Linked DNA regions of Homo sapiens: all the other regions are linked to region 1. Evidence: chromatin loops called from intact Hi-C (ENCODE). Cell type or tissue: Panc1. All regions are shown on one strand. Links, peaks and the distances in the headings refer to the core of each region. The heading gives the core; the rest is flanking DNA.

Region 1 (5,054 bases), core at 312-4,311:
ATATAAATTTACACTCGACTGTATTTGACTAATGATAAAGCATATAGACCTATTTGTACATGAAGCCACTGACATAAAAATTATCAGTATACAAAACTTTCTCATTTTAAAATAACATAATGGTGAACTTCCTCACACCATTACAATTTATTTTAGCTTCATTTTATGATTTAAGCATATTATTTCTAATCAATTATTTTTAATAATGCGATGTGTTTGTATATAAAGTGAATTCAAAAGGAACTTGTCTTCCTGAGCAATACCAAATAGTGTATGAGACCAACACCTGTGCGCCAAAGCAATAATTCTGAAAACTAGTTTTACATTTTTATGCATTCATTGTACAACTAAGTTGATAGCGTCGTCCACATATATTTAGTGAATTTTAAGTAAATGGAAACAGAGACTAAGACCTTAATATTTCAATTTTATATCCCCTCTGTTGCAACATCTATAATAAATGTATAGTGGAAAGATGAAAAACGCCTCTCTTCAGATACTAAGGAGATATACCCAATTTTAATGCATTTTGTATTATTTATTTGTATAATTACCAATAATCACATGACTGTACATGTAGGGAAATGTCCAAATTCAAGACACATTCTAAATGAGGGTACACCTGCTATTTTGTTTTAACTTGTTACAATACTAATATTTACCTCACTGTTTAACTCTGGGAAATATTCTCTGATTTTAAGAGAGAAATAGGAGTAAATTATAATGACTTCAGGGAATAAGTTCTATGAATTTTCAAATGAAAGAAAAGGTTATACTGTGTGTGTCTAGTATTCAGGCCATTCGAGGGCAAAGGGACAATTGGAGATTTCAGTATGTTACAAATCCAAGACTGTCAAACTAAATAGTTAACAACAATGAAATCAAAGGGCTGTTTCTGAACCCACTACTTTTGTACTTATCATCAAAATGCATTCACAGCTGGCAAATGTGAAAATGCAAGTTCATCACAGAAAAAGGGTAATTTAAACTGAATTAGAAAAGGTACTGTGCAGAAGAAATTGATTATAAGCAGAAAAGAAGCATTATGTCTTAGTTAACAGATATTACAGAAAATTGGATTCTGTGATTTCAGTCAAAATATAAACAATCTTTCCACTGTGTAGGAAAATCATTTACATATTTACATTAACATGATTTATGTAGTGTATATAAAATATTTATTTGCAGTCTAATGTAAAAAATGTGCATAACCTAAACTCATTAAAAACATATTAATTCATGAATTTTTCTAAGCTCAGATTTAGCTGAAAGTATAGGAAGTCAGAGGTCAGAAATCAAACCATAAGTCAAGAATTTATTTTGTGCCTTTGTAAAATTTCACACACTTTTGTGAAGTCAGATAAATAAAGTTCAGAAGATTACAATTATAATTCTTTAAGTACAATTTCCAAGTTAATTTCAGACAGTTTAACAAATAAAAATATAATTTATATCTAAATTATGAGTCCACTTGAATATTATTGCTGAGGTACCACTGAAATTTTCTAATCACCTAAAATATTAAAAAGTGTTCAGTCAAATTACTCTTTTTTTAAGTAATATTAAAATAACAAAATGTAGCTAGGAAAATGTAGCACTTTATACCTGAAATCAAGTAGCACATGTTCGGTGCTCTTAGTGGATTTTTTTTTTTTCAAACTTGATTTTGCATGGGGAGGCTCTTTTCTTCCATTACTTCCAGTTCATTTTGCCATAAATCACCAGGATTGATAGGATGAACTGGCTTAAATTATTCAAATTACTTCTACATGCTTCCATGGTTTCTCATGTTGTAATTTTTAAGCTCTTCACCCAGAGGATTTTTAGGTATCAAGATCTGTGATAATTCAGCGACCACCAGGGGGCAACAGGACCTCTGGGTGTCCTGGACAATCAAGTCCACCCTGTACAAGGTAAAGATGAGTTAGTTGTGAAATTGTATGTGTGTGTATTTGTGCATGTATATATACATATATATTATGAATATATAATATTTGTCTCATTGATTACTTTTAAGTTTCTTTTTCTCTCGGTACCTATGCCAGGCTACAAAATGCCTTCATAAAAATTTGTGAGATGTCCTATGACCTATTTTAGTCCATAGAGGCCAAGTTAAATGAATAGGCTCAAAGGCACATTAGAAGGTGAATTATACTATGGAAAAGCTTGCTCCAGTTTTTGTTTTTGTTTTTTTAACTAACCCGAAGAATTTTGAGTTTCCAGAGTGACCTCAGATACTCTCTTCCTTAGTCTGTTCCCACTTATCTTAGTCTTTTACCCAAAGAACAGGGCCAGGCTGGGATGGAGCATGCTCTGGGACTTAACAGTCCAGAGTTTTTAAGGATCCTCTGAAGTTCCCAGAGAACTTTCTAGGCTGAGGAGTATTTTAGACACCACACCTCATCCTAATCTTCTGCCGTGGTTAATACTAAAAATGAAATTCTGTCAAAACTTGCCTGACTAATCTCAAAAAGGTCTAAGAAGAGGTCTAAAAAATAATGAGTTTCTATGTATGGTAATAATTTGGAATTTCTGTTTTAGAGAAAGAAATGCGGGAGTAGTGCCCCCTAGTTGTGAAATTGTAAAGCTGTGGACATTCTCTCCATGGAGGAAGGGTAAAATTCTATACATACCAGAGGTGATGTCTTATAATACCTCTAGACTTGGCATGCAGTTGTTCTCTTTGAAGAAAAGACAAATTTATATAAGAGACAAGGACTTTCCTGGGAGGAGAGGATCCCAAACCTATCCCATTTGAGTTTTAACAGTATTAGAAGCTCTGAAAGATAAGAATGGTTCTGACTGAGAAAGAAATGAGCCCAAGTATCACAAAGAAGTGCTTACTGTAAGGGAAATACAATTGAGCTTAAAATTTACTGGGTGAAGACATTTGCTGATATTCAAAGGCCTTGGAACCCAGCAACCTAGCTATGGTATTTATGCTGATTATGCAAGTATGAACTAAAAGAGCTGTACCATTTTAGCTCAAAGGTGAAGTGACATTATAGCATGGAGGGATCTATATAACAAGGTATCATTGTAGTAATACTAAGTACAGCCAATTTTTAAAAGATATATGATATGACAGTGATGTAACTAAAGTCAGTAGTGCACTGAACATTATAATCATCTGGACAAAATATGATCCCTTTCGACTGAGTGTATGCCTAGAGATTCTCAGGAGGAATTAAGGAGAGCAGAAGCCCTCAAAAGAGAGATGCTAGATTTGACCATTTCGACAAGCAAACTTAAAAAAGATAAGTGACTGTATTTCTTCTTGATAATGTGGATCAAACTGATTAAAGATTCACAATCTGTCATAAGATTCCAGAGAGAGAATGGTGACCAAAACCTCTATCAAAAGTAGGCTTTTCATGTATTTATTAAATACAAAAAGGCACTAGGGACATACGCAGATGAATAAATCATAACCCAATACACAAAAGACCTAACACCCATCATGATGCCTTTGTGACTCATGTTTCTTTTTGAAAACAGGGAGAATATCATATACTTAGAGAAATAGGTAACCATTCAGTTTTTCTGTGTTGATTTCAACAGTGATGATATCTTTATAATTGCACTATTGACCATAAACTGCAAGAAAATTCAATGCACAGTAAGGATTTTTATCATCTGACTTGTCTAAAGTTGTTTTCTTTTCCCCTCCCTGCACTCATATCAGACAGAAAATTTCATAAAAATTTTACATCATCTCAGATTCTATGAGCTTATTATTATCATTGTTTGGTTTCATAGGCTCATTGCTGTAGATAAGCTACAGAATTAACCTGCCACATTCTCTATTTGATTTTAGATTGATGAAATGACTGAGGTCAATCTCAGTTTAATTAAGTATTTTAATATCTGATAGTCACTCTTTCAGCAAGCTTTTAACAAGCAGGCTTTGGTTGCAAAGTCTGTGAAACTTAAAAACATGAAAATTCTGGCAGAAATTTCCTTCATTTAAAGATAGATGATAACCATAAAAGACAAAACCTACTTTATCTACCTCACAAGTACAGAGAAAAGAGAAATTATCCTGCATTTCAATAAGAAGTACAAGATCTCTTATGAGAGTTCTTTAAGATCTCAACTTGAAATTAATTTTTCTATACTATCATATCTTTGTCTTTATTTTAACAAATTATAATATATTTGCATATACCTTTGATTTAAACTTTTGAGGGAACAATTACTTTCTAAGTTTTAATAAAGAAATGCAGTACAATAATTACATGCATATTCTTAGGTACTTTTGAGAAAGTCCAGTGGATTATCACGTTTTAGATAAATGGTAGTTGTGTCCATTTTAGAGAATTGGCAGCTCTGGCCCAATCAGTTATACTTGGTCAGAAGGCTATAAAACAGGGAGCGGAATGATACTGAATGAAAAGGAAAGGAAAGTAGTAACACATTAGAGTCCATGTTAGAGTTCTACCTAGTCAAATATCTTAAAATATGATGAATATTTAAAAACAAATGCCCTACACTTAGCCATTTTAATTTTTAATCAAGGTTAAGACTTAAATAGATAAATTTTTTGATCAGAGAATGAAAGTATGAATTTTATATAAATTGTACTGCTAGAGCTATATTATAAATATATCTTTAAAGTTATAGTTAAAACTTGACTAAGATAGTGTATTCTGTGTACCATTGTACGAAATGTGTAATTTTGCAGTTTTATGCTTTATAGATTAATCCGAAATGTATTCTCTAGTAATACTTGTAATTCAAAATGTAAAATTTTCAAGGCTTACCATTATAAGGCATTTATCTCAATGCTAAAGTAAATAGTTAAAATGTATTTCTCTAATGGTGTCTGATTCATCATAAACATAGATCCAGAAATATTTACCTATTCAAATACACATATCTATCATTTCCAAGGTCTATGTGATGCATAGATTTTACATATTTCTCTACACCCAGTAGAAGCCATCTTAGTCTCTATGCAAACTAAGCCTAGCCTTAGGAAGACAACATTCAAAGATCACGAATTAAATATTCAGAGGACCATTGTTTCATTTTTGAATTAAAGTCTATGTCTG
Region 2 (5,054 bases), core at 339-4,338, 830 kb after region 1:
AAAAGAAACTTTCCAGACCTAAGCAAGATCTGATCTCCAACTACTTTGTCTGGGTATCTAGGTTTTGGCCACATTATCTTCTTTTTGTCACTCTGACGCTACAAATATAGTCTACCTTTTCTTCCCCAGAGCTTTTTCTACTGCAGAGACTCTCCTTTAGGTCCTGAATAGTTTAATCTGGATCTCCAAGTAGCATGTTCGTTTAGTTTCTCAGATCTAAGGTCTCAATCTGAGTATTTCCCTCCTTCAATCTCATTCAATGTTAGTTTCTTCATAAAACTAAACACTCTCTGAGATTACTTTGCTGATTTATTTATTTGTTATTTATTGAACATCCCCTCACCTCAGCCAGCACACAAGAACAGATAAAATATTTTTCATTGCTGTCCCAGAGCTGTGAAATGTCTTGTTTCATGGTAGGTTCTGAATAAATATTTGTTATATATGCAAATAAATAATTCTTATATTTGTTTCTAATAATGTGTTTCTCAAAGACTTTGAACCATGTAATAGGCATAATGCCATAAATTCTCATTCAAATTCTTCAGAAAGGTAATTATAAGAAATCTTTACTTATTTTTTACAGATAGTGCAGATACACTAAGTGATATTTCATGAAGTGCATTCGAGGCAAAGGCAAGGGCAAAAAAAAAAAAAAGAAAAATGAGCCAGCCCTTACACTTTATTCTAATAATTTTAAAATTCTATTAGAAGTTATACTCATTCTCATTTTCTGTTGTTATTTTTCTTCTCCACTCAAATGAATTCATTCAAATGTTTGAAAAGTTTCAAATGGTTTTTGAAAAAGTGCCTCAGTAATAGTAAACATGGATAAACACTATAACCAAGAAGAAGATAAAAAGAAATTCTACAGATGAGAAACAATGTCAGTCTTTTCTTATAGCAGCCATATGGATTTGGGAGGTGAAATAATTTTGAAATTATTAAAAACTTTTAAATATTGATAAATCTGTTTCACAAAGCAACACATGATGTTCGTCCAATTCTCTTTACTTAATGCAGGTAAGAAATTGTGTAACATTAAACAAAATATTTTAGAAATTAAAATATCAAATTTGATTCATGATGCAATGAAAGATTATACTCTTAAAAGCAGTGGTGAGTTTCAGTGCGAAATCTCGAAGTCACTCATTAATACAGGTTTTCTACTAATGTGTAACTTTATACTAAATATTACTTTTTTAAATTTTCAATACTCTTTGGAGGGTGTTAACTGAGTTTATTTGTGTCCAAACACTTTCTTTTACTCTTCTGATCAGAAGTATCTCTGTTAGCAATATATATTTATCTTTTTTATATAATTCTGAAGTAGAGAATCTGTTAAATGAATGTTCTCACCATCTGGCATCCTTTAAATTTGCAGCAGTAAAATTAGGAATTGACCAAATTTATAAAGATTTAATAAGCCTGCACACTACTTTATCTCTCTAAAAAGCATGAATAAATACAGCAAGGAACTGTATCATTTTTTTGAGGAAACAATTTCAGTAGGACTTTATACCTACTGCTGAAATAATTTAGTTACTGATAGAAAATTACTTCAGTAAATGTGTTCATTGAATCTCCTGTCTGTAGATGAAATCATAAAATGATTTATTAAATAAATCAGTATGTTATGTATCTGAAAATGAATATTTAAAAATAAGATCAAAACAAAATCAAAGCTATAGCCAATACTTGTAAGCACTATGTGCCACGCACTACTAAATTCTTCTCATTAGTTAATTTTAGTAATTAGCTTCATTAATTTACTCCACTTAATGTCCTGGCAAGGTATAAACTATTTTTATACCCAGAGAGTAGTGCTTAGAGATATTAAATAAGTTTATCTCCCCAAGCCATATAGCTGGTAAATTTTGAAATTAGCATTCGGACCAAGGCAGTCAGGCTCTTTGGAGCACAAGGTCCTGACTATTATGCTGTACTGCCTCCCAATGGAAGTTCTAGGTTTCCAGCACATATGGATTTATCCATTATAGCATATTAGAAGATCATGATCTTTGGAATTAGGCATAAGTTCTCAAATAGCAGTTCTGCTGTTAACTAGTTTTCATAATTTTGAAGGTCTCTAATCTTTCTGAGCTTTGTTTTTTGGTCTGTAGTAAAAAAAAAAAAAAAAAAAAAAAAAAACAACTTTCCCTCCTCTCAAGCATTATCATGAGAATGAAAGATTTTTACATAATAAGAAGTGTCCAGCACTGTATTTGACAGAAGCCTGGTGATTAATAAATGTTAATTTTTATTCCTTACTTCTTAATTTGACAAAGAATACATATAGAAGTCAGAGTGTGTGCCATAGTAATCATATGTAATTTTAAGGACTAGAAAAGTCAATAAATGTCATCTGTTAAACAGGCCTGACTTCCTAAAAAATCTGAATGTTCCTTTGACTGAGAGTAAGAAACTATCACCAACAACAGGAAGGTACCCAAGCTTGTCTCATAGGTTTTACTCTGACATATCCTTCACAGAGAGGTGAAACATGTTTAATCTATATTTAGAAGTAACTTCCAGGTTATAAGTTCTAACTGATAGCAGTTCTGGGTTTGTGTCAGTGGCAGCTTTTCAGAACATAAGGAGAAAACCATGGAGCAGACCTGCATGGCATTAAGAAATAATCAGCCTACTGAAAATGGCTATGCAGCTTTTACTCAGCAGAAGAACACTGCATGTATGGGGTGAGTGGGGACTGAAAATTAACCCATATTTCATGTGCTAAAGCCTCCAATTATGCTCTGGAAATAGACAACCATCACATGAAAAGGAAGATCGGTGAATGCTCTAATACATCCTCATCATCCCTTACATGCACAAAAATCACTAGGTAGTCAGGCACTCAGGAATTCAGAACCATGTGTGTTTTTGCACTTAGCCCTAGTTGTACAAATATGTGTTTTAGTTAAAATTATTTTTGGTGTGATACACTAATAATTAATACTTAATATGGAAAATTACTCAGAGATAGCTAAATTACTCAGAGATAGCTATAATTATGGTGAAGTTATTTTCAATATGGTATTTGCATATATGCATAAACATTATTCTCCCCAAAATAAGTTTTATCTTATCTATTCCATCTTATAAATTATTGGGTCAATTAATATGTATTTTTCTTGATTTTTCCGGTGCTATAAAATGTTATTTTCAACATGTTTTTAATGTTTGATAAGCACGCACCCATATTGTTATATCATAATTTATTGTTATGGTTTATCATTGAATTTTTTTCTTACATGTTGATAAAAAGCAGAATTTGGGTTAAGAATATGGTCATTTTAAGTTTTCTTTATTTGTCTGATTTAAATAAATAGCCAAATTGCACTTTACAATTGCTGTACTCTTTTACAAAGTCAACAGAAATCTATCAGAAAGTCATTCCACCACAGTCTCATAAAACCTTGATATGGTATTCTTTTGTGTCTTCAAAAATCGACAAATGTTGTCTTATTATAATATTAATTCTATACTATTATATTAATTTTTCTTCAGAAGAAATCATTTGCTTATCTTTATTTGCAAATTATCGAGTCATGTATTTCCTTCTATTGGGATGTTCATCTTCTTAAAAAGTTTGGAAAGCACTCTTAATCTGTTTTGGGGAAAACATTGAAATAAATAACGGAATGAAAGAACAAAAACAATAAAAATCTTAGCTAGAGCGAGAAGTATTTTTATGAGTTAAACCATCTGTATCTCTGCAACTCAGACGATCATATAGAACATTTCCAGCACCCCACAAGCCACACTTTCTCATCTTTCATTCACTTGTGTCACCAAAAGTAATCACTATTTTGACTTCTACCACCACAGAAAGATTTTGCAAATTTAAAAATTTTAGATAAGATAAATCATAGTGTTTGGCTTCTTTGCTCCATATTTTCTATGCAATTGATCTAAGAATTTGCTAGAAGTAATAATTCATTTTTAAAATTACTATGTATAGAAGGATTATTTTACTACTCTTAATTACTTTATTTTATTTTATGAACTGACTATAATATATATTCTACTCTTTATAGACATTTCTATTTATTCCATTTATTATACAAATGTTTTTATACTTTACATTTTCTCTAGGTGTTATAACTTCAGTGTTATATTTTAAAAGTTGTTTATTATATGTTGAAATAGATTTTCGTTTTCATGTAACCAAAGTATTGATTTTTATATCTTAATTTCACAAAAAGACAAGTTATTGTCTTCTTTTTTATTTCTAACAGTTTTTCAGTCATTATTCTGGATTTTCAAACATGATATATATTTCTTGAGAACAATTTTGACTTCGTCTTACTAAATTTCTACATTTTTCTCTAGTATCATTTTCGTGACTTGAAACATTTACTATTGCTTTAACTTAAATAAGAATTTTTCTGGCATTAATTTGCTATGCATGATGATCATGTTGGATTTGAAATATAGTCATTTTTTCAAAGAAAGGTACACACCTATTGTTTGAGTTATTAATTTAAAAATCTGGAATGAATAGTTTATTACAAGATTTTTCAGCTTTGTGAAAGTGTTATTATAGTTTTTACAGATGGATAAATAAATCCGATAGTTTCTAATATTATATCATACTTACATTTCTAGAATGATCCCTATTTGCTCTAAATGAATTAATGCTATGCAGCTATATTACATCTGCAATACTTGTATTTAGCATTTTATATTGTCATTCAAAAGCAAAATTGGTCTTGTTTCACCTCCATTCTTAAAATTTTTTGGCCTTAAATTTTGGAGACTCAGAATAATGAATGTAAGATATTTCCTCCTTCTTCAGGCTTTAGAATTTCTAACCCTCATTATGTGGTTATCTGTTTTGACAATTTAGTAAAATTTATTCGCCAAACTGCTTGCCATTTATGCTCACAGGAAGAAAAGAACCCTCACATAATGTTCTATTCTTTCCATGATCACAGGCCAATTTTTTTCTGGCTCTCCTATAGAAAATTATAGACATATATATTTTCTCAGAATATTGTTTTTTTCAACCAAGATTTTCAAATTTATTTGAGCATTATTTAACAAATTCC
Region 3 (5,054 bases), core at 339-4,338, 640 kb after region 1:
CCATAAATGCCAATGTGACTGTATTTGGAGACAAGGCTTTTAAAAAGGCAACTAAAGTTGAATAAGGTTATAAGGATGTGGCTCTACTCCAGTAGAATTCGTGTCCTTATAAAAAGTGGAAGAGACATCAGAGAGCTCTCTTTCTTCATGAGCACATGAAGAGGATACATGAAGACAGCAAGAAAGCAGTAATCTGTAAGCCGAAAGAAAGAGTTCACCAAAAACACTGAACTTACCAGAACCTTGGCTGTCAAGTTCTAGCCTCCAAAATGGCCAGAAAATAAATGTCACTTGTTTAAGCTACCCAGTTGGTGGTATTTTGTTATAACAGACTGAGCTGACTAATATATGCAGCCATTGCTAATTTTTCTTACTAAGGATCTAAAGTTCACAGAATTGATTGATCATAATTATTGGTTCATACTCACTGTTACCAGTTGTCATTGCAAGGTCATCTTCTATTTTATGTGTTTATTTAACTGGAGCACTAGACTATTACCAGTAACTTACCTCTCCTCATATGTTCCCTACCTATATTGTCTCCCAAAGTTCTAATATTTATTTTTAAAATTCTCTTGCATTTTCTTTTTTCCTTTGTGTTTTCTTTTTAGTTTTGTTACTAAATAACATATTAGTTTTTTTCTACTACATGTTAACTCCTTAAACTCACTTTTTTTCAGTCAATATTTTCTTAAGTTTCATCCATGTTATTGGTTTCATTGTGGCTCATTTTCGTTGTTGTATAATATTCTCTTTGCTCAATACATCAACGTGTATTAATGAGTTCTGCTAGTGAAAATTTTGTTCTCCGTGCTTTGCTATAATGAATAATGGGCTATAGACACTTTTTTTGCATTATTTTGTGGTACATATGTGCCAAAGTTTGTCTTAGATATATTCTTGTGGGCTTTATTGCTACATCATAAGTTTTGCAAATATTTAGTTTTGCAATATAATTTTAAAATATTTTCCAAAGTGTACCAGTTAGCATTACCACAAATAAATGAGAGCTTGTGAATATATACCTTCCACACCACATGCAATCGTCAAACTTATTTTTTCCAACCAATTGACCATAAAATGGAATAAATGGTGGTCTTGGTTTAAGTTGCTTTGCTTATTAGTGAGATTAAATTTCTTTTCATATGTACTTATTTATGTTATGTATGTTTTTCTTTGATGGTATACTCATTCATGTCTTTTGACCATTTATTGCCTTAAATTTTTTGTACAGATTTTACAAATGCTTTATGTATTCATTATACTAATCTGTTGTCACTCCATATTTCAAAATATCTTCTCCAAGTTTAAATGTTTTTACTTTTTCGATTGTCATTAGAAAATAAACTGAAGGCAGAACAAAGACTAGAAGCCATATTCTTTAACCTCTACTTCCTCTCTCGACTCAGCAGGTGAGAACTTTTGATTTTGAAACTTCAGCTTCTTTATTTGCACTTCTCAACAATTCTCATGTATCTTTTTTTTTTTTTTTTGCTTTCTGGTAATTAACTTTCATATCATAATAAAAATGTGTTTTGTATTATAACTATGTATGTCTTATGCAAATGCTAAAGTCAAATCATAAATTTCATATTGTTAGCATAACAACATATTGTTGGGAATACAGAAACTATTGTACAAAATACTTTGTAAACTTTGTACTGTGCTTTTCTGAATGCTTATAGGTTTAAGATTATTCTATCACTGTATAATATGAAATGGCATAGTAGAGTGGTTACATAGTGAATATAACTAAAGCACTTTAAATATCTCTTTAAAAACTGTTCCTGGCAGTCTTATTAACAGAAGTTATACATATCCTGGACCTCTTAGGCATATATATTTTTAAATAATTATAACACACAATTATTGAAGAACAAGAGAAAAAATAAAAAAAGAGGCGCTACGGGAGGAAATTATCATTCCAAGTCTGAAACATTGATAGCTGAAGTCATTTATATGCTTTCCTGAAGTCATCTCAGCTAGTCAATTTAGTGGGTAATAATTTCAGAAACATAGTGTTTTTTTCTTTTTTTCTGTCAAAGGTCCATTTAGATGAGATCAGGCACGTTCAGGGTGGTATAACCGTAGACTTATTGAACTACACTCTTCATTTACCAGCGAGTTTTATAGAATTAACATAGAACTACTTAAAAATTTTCATTCGCCACTGAATTAACAAAGTTCGTTTACTCTCTAACCCTCTAACAAAAACATTTTATCATGTATTTTGCACCTAGAAGATTCCTAGTTTTCTTTGTAGTTAGACAGACATGACTCTATTACTCTGTGATTATAATAGTTTGGAAGTTATGTTTTCTAAAATATCTTAATAATAAGTTAAAACTGAGTTATTTTAAATGATTAGTTAATAAAATTAACAATGGATACAATATTCGAAGGAAATAAAATGCCACACTTCTTTGCATTATGCTGTGGTTAAATAAAACTAGAAAACTGATAGAATTATCTAGTAATATTTCCGCACATTCATACTTATTGAATAAAATTCTACTTCGGGGTTTTCTGTAGTTGCTTCTCAAAGAAACTGTAGTTGGAAGTGATTATGCAGAGCTATGGGCATAATACGTTCAGATTACTAACTGAAATCAGGAGTGAGAAATGAGATGTGTACTACAATTACTCTGTACTGTACAGTCTGTCTAGACATGCTGGCACAAAACTGCTGCTTAAACATATAATTATTAAGAAAGGCTCCCTTAATTTTTCAAGATATTTAGAAATTAATTGAAATTGATAAAGACAACAAGACATGGTAGCACTTTGAAGTGGAATTACCTAAATTAACAAGTTACATTTATGCTGAGATGGTCAGAATGGATGTGCAATTTTTACATGAAACATATATCAGCAATTATAGCTGTTTCTGTTCCATCACTGTTTAATTTTCTGTTCTCAGTCATGTATATTTATCCCTTGCCCAACACCTAAAAAATGCTAAGAATCCGGGAGGCTTTATGCAGACCTAGTTTTCTGAACACAAAACAGGAAACTATCTCAAATGCTCTTAGTTGATCCATCTTTGTGTTCCAAGCACAATGCCTCGAAAATCCACCTGCTGGAAGTCGGGTGGTGTATGCAAAGGGATGTCATGGTAATTTGAAAACTTTTGAATACAGAATAGAGGCTTTTCCTGACTTCAAGCTCACCACACTGGTTTGTTTGGCTCATTACATGCCAAAACTTTTGATTGATGTGCTCATTTCAGTCACGGGTAATTTTAACTCATATATTAAGTAGCTGCTGCTTCCACTCCATTATAGTTCCTTGTATGGGGCAAATCAGAGCTCGGGTCTTGTCTGTATTGGGCTGACCTAGAGCCATAGTGTGCTTTTGTTTGGATTTAAGTAGGAGGCAAGCTAATATTTCAAAACTAGCAAACGTTTACAATCTCTGCTTTTCTTAATTGTAGGGATCCCTGTGGTAAAGAGCTTTTTATTGCTACCACATAGCTCTTTGGGAGTCCCAACGAAGCCAGAAATGATGTTAAAGGCTTCCTAAAGACATAGAAATTCTTTTTAAATGTAGGAGATTTAAGTGGATTAATACAATGTAACCAATTCTGGCAACATTTCCTCCCCTCTTATCTGTTTTTATTTGTGGAAGTCATTGTGTCTTAATAGTAATTTTTGGTTGTGTAACCCAGTATCTGCAGTACATTTGGGGACTGAGCACGCTTCAGTGCATTACCAGTTTACCATTCATTCTATACAGAATAGGACTTTAATAGGAATCACCACATAAATGGTAGCTAGTGATTTACATTTCTGTAAAATTTTAGGTTCAGTATTAATTTACATCAGCCTGCATAGAAAAATATAAGAATCATTTATTCATATCAGTAACCCTGTCTTTCTTTGAAACTCCTACCTATTCATTATAAATAGCAGAATTAAAATGAGACATTAGGCCAAACTAGTCAGTTAAACACATAAACTTTAATTACAATTGACTTGTTTGATTTAAATTCAAATAACATTATTATTACCATTATGTTATTGTTATAGCACACAAATATGATTTACATTGAAACAAAGCCCTTTCCCCTAATAGAGCTTGAAGAATCTTTCTGGAAATAAATAAGATACACTAAAATGCTCATTTAAAAAATTTGGGTGTATCTCAGAGGATGTGTAATCTGTTAAATATACCAATGATAACAGCAAACACTTTGTAAACTATATAATCCAGGTTACAATCAACAAATACCTAATATGTGTACAAGAAAAACTAGTTTGAAAAAGGCAAAAATGGTTTATATTTTATAAATTGCTCAGAGGAAAGAAACAAATTAGGCTAGAAGCAGTAATTCAGAGGTATATAAGAAGCCTCTTTAAATATTTTGGGGGTCAGTAATTGGTACAAGTGTACATGTCAAGCTAAGCAACGTTCAAATCCTCTTCTCATTGAATCAAATAAAATGAAATTGCCCACGGAAATAAGGGTTGTAAACTTTGTATTATTTTGCTGTTGTATTGTATTATTTTAACTCATGGGATACTTAAGACAGAGTTGCACAATCCAAGATACTGGAGACTTGGGAATGACCTAGTTTTAGATGCCAGTCTGGACAAACCAGACCAAATGAGCATTTTCTTCCTGGAAGTTGGATAAATACATCTTTATGTGTATTTAAGCTTGTGTTACTCAGGAAGGAACTAATTTAGATTTTAAAATAATTTATTTTTAAAATTTATCTGTAAATAAAAATTAGTCTGAAAAAGGGCTGAAAAACTAAGGACCATAAGCCCAATCCGGTAAGCTTCTTGTTTTTGTAAATAAAGTTTTATTTGAACATATTCATGTACATATTATCTGTGGCTTCTTTTGTGCTATAAAGGCAGTGTTGAATTATTGAGACTGTATGGCTACCAAAACCTACATATTTACCATTGGGCCCTTGAAAAATAATGTCTACCAGCAGCTGATTTAGAATAAATATCTTATGTTAAAATATAAAGGCCATTAATCATAAAGTTTGAATGTTTAAAAAATATTTCAGTATTTTCAAATAGAGCTAAAGTAATAATATA

Evidence for each region. A loop is a pair of places that touch in the nucleus more often than their neighbours do. Peaks named below come from ENCODE experiments on the same cell type or tissue, not always from the same donor. Only the 100,000 strongest peaks of a DNase experiment are listed, where the experiment ranks them.
Region 2: a loop joins it to region 1, with 2.9 times the contacts of the local background. A loop is called at or near these places in 6 of 110 quality-filtered maps.
Region 3: a loop joins it to region 1, with 3 times the contacts of the local background. A loop is called at or near these places in 8 of 110 quality-filtered maps.

The regions. Positions count from the first base shown.
Region 1 is chr6:93,421,928-93,426,981 of GRCh38, forward strand. No RefSeq gene overlaps it. Among named protein-coding and RNA genes, the nearest start is that of EPHA7, 4.9 kb to the left of the region's middle. In Panc1, for the core only: CTCF peaks have their summits at 1,818 (motif pointing right), 2,580 (motif pointing left) and 2,781; no DNase peak of the experiment used is centred there; H3K27ac peaks cover 1,936 bases.
Region 2 is chr6:94,252,934-94,257,987 of GRCh38, forward strand. No RefSeq gene overlaps it. Among named protein-coding and RNA genes, the nearest start is that of TSG1, 550 kb to the left of the region's middle. In Panc1, for the core only: CTCF peaks have their summits at 1,951 and 2,151; no DNase peak of the experiment used is centred there; H3K27ac peaks cover 1,406 bases.
Region 3 is chr6:94,062,854-94,067,907 of GRCh38, forward strand. No RefSeq gene overlaps it. Among named protein-coding and RNA genes, the nearest start is that of TSG1, 360 kb to the left of the region's middle. In Panc1, for the core only: no CTCF peak of the experiment used is centred there; no DNase peak of the experiment used is centred there; H3K27ac peaks cover 231 bases.